Regions from separate parts of the Mus musculus genome. Here region 2 is linked to region 1. A link is a loop called in an ENCODE intact Hi-C map of the cell type or tissue named here. Cell type or tissue: left cerebral cortex. All regions are shown on one strand. Links, peaks and the distances in the headings refer to the core of each region. The heading gives the core; the rest is flanking DNA.

Region 1 (2,913 bases), core at 263-2,762:
TGCTGAAAAGAAATGTTCTTCTGGGTTAGTGACTGTGGGGTACAGGCTCTAGGGCAACACACGCTTTCCTAAAACGTACTAGACCCTGCAAACAGCCAAGGACACAGAGATGGCTTAACTTACATAGAGGAGATGCTCAAATCCAGAAAATGAAACACACCCACAGAATAGGTAGTTTGGCTTGGAGCAGAGGGGACACAGGCAGTAAAGGACACATGAGCTATCTCTGGTTAGGATCCTAGCTCCAACACTTACTTTGTATGCAACCCCCACCCACCCACCTCCTCTCAGAATTTAGTGTTACAATCTTTCTAAATGAGAAGGGTGTGATAATATCTAATAATAACTAATTTTACACTGTACACAAAATAAGTATCAAAAGAGGCTTGATAAGCCATTTTGAACACGGAGTAAGAATCTGAGATACGGCGTGCTTTTTTCCCTGGTAGAACAAGACAAGTGCCATTTCCATCATCTTGGCCTTGGCCAGATAGGTTGAAACACGTCAAGTCCTAGGTTCCACCCCCCCTAGCACTGCGTAAAACCGTACATAGCCGGTATCCTGCCCTCAGGAATGGAGATGGAAGATCAGGAGCTCAAAGCCAGCCTTGGCTACACAAGACCCTGTCTTTAAAGTCTGAGTATGCACGACTCATCTGTGTGGAAGTGGCGCTACATGGGTCCTCTCTAAATGAAAAGGGACATTGTGGAGAGAGTAAGGCAAAACTCGATTCAAATCTGGATCCTGCTCGGTGTTTGCTGCACATCTCTGTGCCTCAGTCTCCTTATCTACAAATTGAGGATAATGAGATATTTATCGCACTGGGTCCTCATCTGAATACGAAATAGTGACGCACGTCAAAAACCGCTTAACATGGCGTCTGTGAGGATGGCATGGGACGCACGGCGACCCCCCGACCCCCGCCGCACCTCGGCCCCACCTTGACAAGGTGAAGGGAACGTCACTAGAAATAGGGCGCGGGGGAGTGACCTGTGCCTTCTGCCAGAGTCCCACGAGGGCTTCAAGGGAGGTTGCCGGGCCTTGATGCCCACAGCAAAGCATGAGCCACCGGCAACCAAGGTTGTGGGGACACCGGTGAGCCACGATGCTTCGAAGACACCGGGGAGCCCCTCCGCAGCCGGCCAGGGCCTGCTCCGCTCCGAACCCACAAAGAGCACTCACCGCCGCAGTCACCTCACACGCCGGGCCGTTTGCGCCAACCCGACCCGGAACTGCAGCAGCTTCAGTACTGCAGTTCCGGGGCGGAGCTCCGGGCACGCGTGCGCGCTAAGGAAGGAAGTTCCGCCTCTGTGCGGAAGCGTCTATCTGATTGGCACTCTCTCAGGACTTTGGCTGGAACTCGGAGGACTGAGCTGGGGGGCGGGCCCTGTGTGGCCTAGGTTACGCTTCCTGTTTATGGTTTAGGCAATGTTTCGGAGCTCCTTCCTGGACGCTAGGGAGCGCAAGCGCCCGGGTAATCGCTGTCTGGTTTGTGTGCAGTAGCTGTCCCACATGCATGAGTAACTGACTACCTGGAGCCTTAAAACATTTCCTTACCTAATTTATAAACCACCTAACCCTGGGTTGAAAGAGCCATGTTCTCCAGTTCGTAGTGCCTTTCCTACTGCACAGAGCTGGTCACGATACATTTGCCTGTTTAGTTTGATTGTTTTTTGATGTTTGTGCTGGAGATTTAAACTAGTCTTAGAGGCTGTATAGATGGCTCAGAGGTTAAGAGCACTGACTGCTCTTCCAGAGGTCCTGAGTTCAATTCCCAGCAACCACATGGTGGCTCACAACCATCTATAATAGGATCCAATGTATTCTTCTAGTGTGTCTGAAGACAGCTGCAATGTACTCATATAAATTAAAAAAATAAATAAACTAGTCTTCCATGCATATGGAAGCACGCTTCCCACTGAGCCATCTCCGAAGACCTGAAAATGTATTCTTTTATATCTTAACTTAGATCAGTTTTTTTTTTTCCGTGTCAGCATTATGAGATACACACCTAACACTGAATTAGATAACAGAGTGTTGTCATTGGCAAGGGACTTTCACCAAGACGCCAAAAGGATAGACAAGAGCAAAAAGAGATGCATGAAATTTTTATGAAAACAAAAATGCTTCCGCACACCACCCTGAATAGAGAGGGGAAAAAAGGCGGGCTGGAGAGTTGGCTCAGTGGTTACAAGCACAGACTGCTCTTCCGAGGGATCTGTGTTCAGTTCCCAGCACCCATATAGCAACTCACAACCATCCATAATTCCTGACCAGAGGATCTGATGCCCCCTTCTGGCCTCAGTGGGTGCTGCAAACACGTGGTGCACAGACATACACCTAAAAACGTAAAAGAGATATCTTGTTAAAAAGAATAAAGGAGGGGCTGGTGAGATGGCTCAGCAGGTAGCGCACTGACTGCTCATCCTAAGGTCCTGAGTTCAAATTCAAGCAGCCACATGGTGGCCCACAAACACTGGTAATGAGATCTGACGCCTGCTTCTGGCATGTCTGAAGACAGCCACAGTGTACTTATTTATAATAATAAACCTTTGGGAGGGAGCAAGCAAAGCAAGGGGAGTTGACCAGAGCAAGCAGGAGTCCTAAAAAAAATTCAATTCCTAACAACCACATGAAAGCTCACAAACAATTGTACAGCTAAGTGTACTCATATACATGAAATAAAATAAATCTTTTTTAAAAAAGAGTAAAGGAAATCCTACAAACTACACATCTGAATGTGGTTAATAAAGCAGGAAATACAGAATTCAGAAACTCAATTGTAAAAGGATATGCTTACAAAATGGGCAATAAACCAAAATAAGCATTTCTTAAAAGGTACAAGAAAAAAATGCTCAGGGAGCCACTAGTCAATTGGATAATGCAAACTAGAGCCACAGGTAGACATGGCC
Region 2 (2,913 bases), core at 228-2,727, 67 kb after region 1:
AATAGACAAGAAAGCTGAGTGTTTCCAAGAGAGAGAATTAGTCAGCAGAGGGGACAGACCACAGTGCCACACAACTTCCTGGAAGAACTTATCTGCCTAAGTTACCCCAACTCACACACACACACACACACACACACACACACACACACACACACACACTCACATACACTCCTGACAGTAAAGTTTGGTTGCATGTATCACTGAATCATGCTGCTTGAAGAAGACAGTGGTCACCCTTAGGGAAGGGACAGAAGGGCCTGGGAGGGAAGGAAGGGGAAGGGAAGAGGTGGGGGAGAGAACAGGAAGCAGCCTTCTGGGACTTGGAGCATGGCTTTATAAAAGCGTTTCCAGATGTTTGTGTATAATTTGTGCACATGTACATATGTTTCTGCATGCACAATTATATCTCCATTAAAAACTCAAGGGGGCTGGAGGCAGCTCGGCACTTAGGAGCTGAACAGAGTTGTTCTTGCTTAGGACCAAGTTTGGTTCCCAGCGCTTACATCAGACAGCCTGTGTCCATTTTTAAAAAATGAAAGTTTTGGGGAATTTTTTTTTTTTTTTTTTTTTTTTTTGATGCAGGAAATGTAGGTGTGGCCACCCAGCTGGTTCTGGATCCTTGACAGAAAATGGGAAATTCCCTGTCAAAAGCAAAACAAGGGGTCGGAGAGGTGGCCCCATAGGTAAGAGCATTTACTGCTCTTCAGAAGACACGAGTTTGGTTCCCCGCATCACACGGAGCTTTCCAATCCTCTGTGGGCACTCAGCAACTGCACATGTGTGCAGACGGGCAAAACACTCTGCTTGTGCACACAAAAATAAACCTAAAGCATTTAAAAACAAAACAAATCAAAAACCCTTTGTTCACCAAGTGGCATCATTAAAAAAGGGGGGGGCAAGTAGAGATTAAAAAACAAACAAACATGGCTTATAAGGCCATGTTATACTCCACAAAGACCTCAGAACTAGAAATATGGAAAGTATTCAAAAGACAGCCTGATTTCTAATGGGAAAGCCGGGTGTGGTAGTGCAGGCCTGGAATTCTCCCATGCAAGAGATGGTGATAGAAAGACTCTGGCCTTGGGGCCTTCCTACTCTACAGAGTGAGATCCTGTCTTAAAACAAGATGGGGAAAAAGAGTGTGTTTGTGTATGTTCATGTATATGTGTGTGTATGTTTGTGTGTGTGTGTGTTTGTGTGCTTGATTGTGTGTGTATGTATGCATGTTTGTATGTGGTGTGTTTGGGTGTCCATGTATGTATGTGTGTATATATGTGTGTGTGCGCTTGCATTTATGTGTGTATATGTGCATATTTGTGTGTGGTGTGTTTGTATGTGTTGCTGCATATATATGTGCATGTTTCCTTGTGTATGCTTGTGTTTGTGTGTATGTGTTCATGTTTAAATATGGTGTGTTTATGTGTGCATATATGTATGTGTGCATGTTTGTGTGTTTGTATGTGCGTACATGTTTGTGAGTATGTGTGTGTGTATGTGCGTGCTAGGTGCTAAGTTAAAAGCCTCTGTCAGGCCTACAGACCACTTACACACACATCCCCCCGCACCCCAAGGGGTTGGAGTCTTGCAGCTAATTGTGGCCCGAGTTGTAGTAGTGGGAGAATTTGCTTCTTGTATTGAAGTGCCCTCTTGTGTCCATATTTGGAACTGCAAGCACAGCAGCATTTTGTGTTGGACAATGATGCAGGTTGGTTGGGTGGGGTGAGGCTGTTCTAAAGGCTGATCAGGTTTGTCCTCAGACGGAAATGGTTGCAAGGATAGCTGTGTTCTTTGGAATACCCATTTCTACCCAGCGAGCATCACTGCAAAATGATGCTAAGAAGTTTCTCGGTTCACACAGCACCCCCACCTGTGCTTTCTTCTCTGTTTGGTACAGACTTCTAGAAACCATACTGTGAATGTGACCTCACTTCTCAGACCACACGGATGGGAACTCAGAAAATCCACTCCAACCAAGGTTCTTTCCCTGGGAATTTGGAAGGAGAGAAATTACAGAGACAGTCAACCAGCTAGCTGGACCTGTAGCTGGACCTGCAATGAACCACGCAGAGCCGTGAAGTAGCCACAGTCTGAACTGAACGTGGGATGAGTTGGGGAGAAAGATGATCGTCTAAGAAGAAAGGCGACAAACGTTCCCAGAGAAGCCAGAGTGCTAAGAAAACCCTTTCTGTTCTCTCTCTCTCTCTCTCTCTCTCTCTCTCCGAGACAGGGTTTCTCTGTGTAGCCCTGGCTGTCCTGGAACTCACTCCCTGAACTCAGAAATCCGCCTGCCTCTGCTTCCCAAGTGCTGGGATTAAAGGCGTGTGCCACCACTGCCCGGCCCTTTCTGCCTTCTCATTGCTGGTCAGCCCTGAGGTGTGGGAGGCTCCTGGTGGTTCATCTTCACTGTCAACTTGACTGGATTGAAGTCACCTAGGAGTCTCTCTCTCTCTCTCTCATATGGTGTGTGTGTGTTCTAGAAGTGTGGGTCTAAGAAGGGAGACAAGCCCTGAACGTGGTGACATCATCCTCTTAGGGCCTGGATCCCACGCTGAATAGACAGTAGAAAGAAGAGAACATGAGCCGAGTGCTGGTGTTTGTCAATCTGCTTCCTGACTGTGGATGCCACGTGACCAGCAGCCTCATGCTCCCACCACCAATGCCAGCCCAAGCCATGACGGACTGCCCTTTCCTTGTGGACTAAGCTAAACCCTTCCTTCCTTAACTTCCCGTTGTCAGACATCTTGTTATAGCAATGAGAAAAGTAACGAGCGCGGCTCCTCAACTGTATTAGCTATGCTGTGTACATCTCAGGCCACCAGAGCCCTACCAAAGCTCTTCCTGGTGGCCACTCTTCATTCCTCATTCATTCATTCATTCATTCATTCATTCATTCATTCATTCAGAAAACACTGA

What was found. Peaks named below come from ENCODE experiments on the same cell type or tissue, not always from the same donor. Only the 100,000 strongest peaks of a DNase experiment are listed, where the experiment ranks them.
Region 2: it touches region 1 in a loop (7-fold over the local background); 37 of 42 quality-filtered maps call a loop at or near these places.

Annotation. Positions count from the first base shown.
Region 1 is chr12:103,424,596-103,427,508 of GRCm38, forward strand. Ddx24 (DEAD box helicase 24) reads right to left here and starts at 1,252. Exons shown (of 9, transcript NM_020494.4): 1 at 1,184-1,252; 2 at 1-2. In left cerebral cortex, for the core only: CTCF peaks have their summits at 1,439 and 2,303 (motif pointing left); a DNase peak (open chromatin) is centred at 1,366; H3K4me3 peaks cover 1,464 bases; H3K27ac peaks cover 854 bases.
Region 2 is chr12:103,491,365-103,494,277 of GRCm38, forward strand. No RefSeq gene overlaps it. Among named protein-coding and RNA genes, the nearest start is that of Ifi27l2b, 36 kb to the left of the region's middle. In left cerebral cortex, for the core only: a CTCF peak has its summit at 1,662 (motif pointing left); a DNase peak (open chromatin) is centred at 1,651.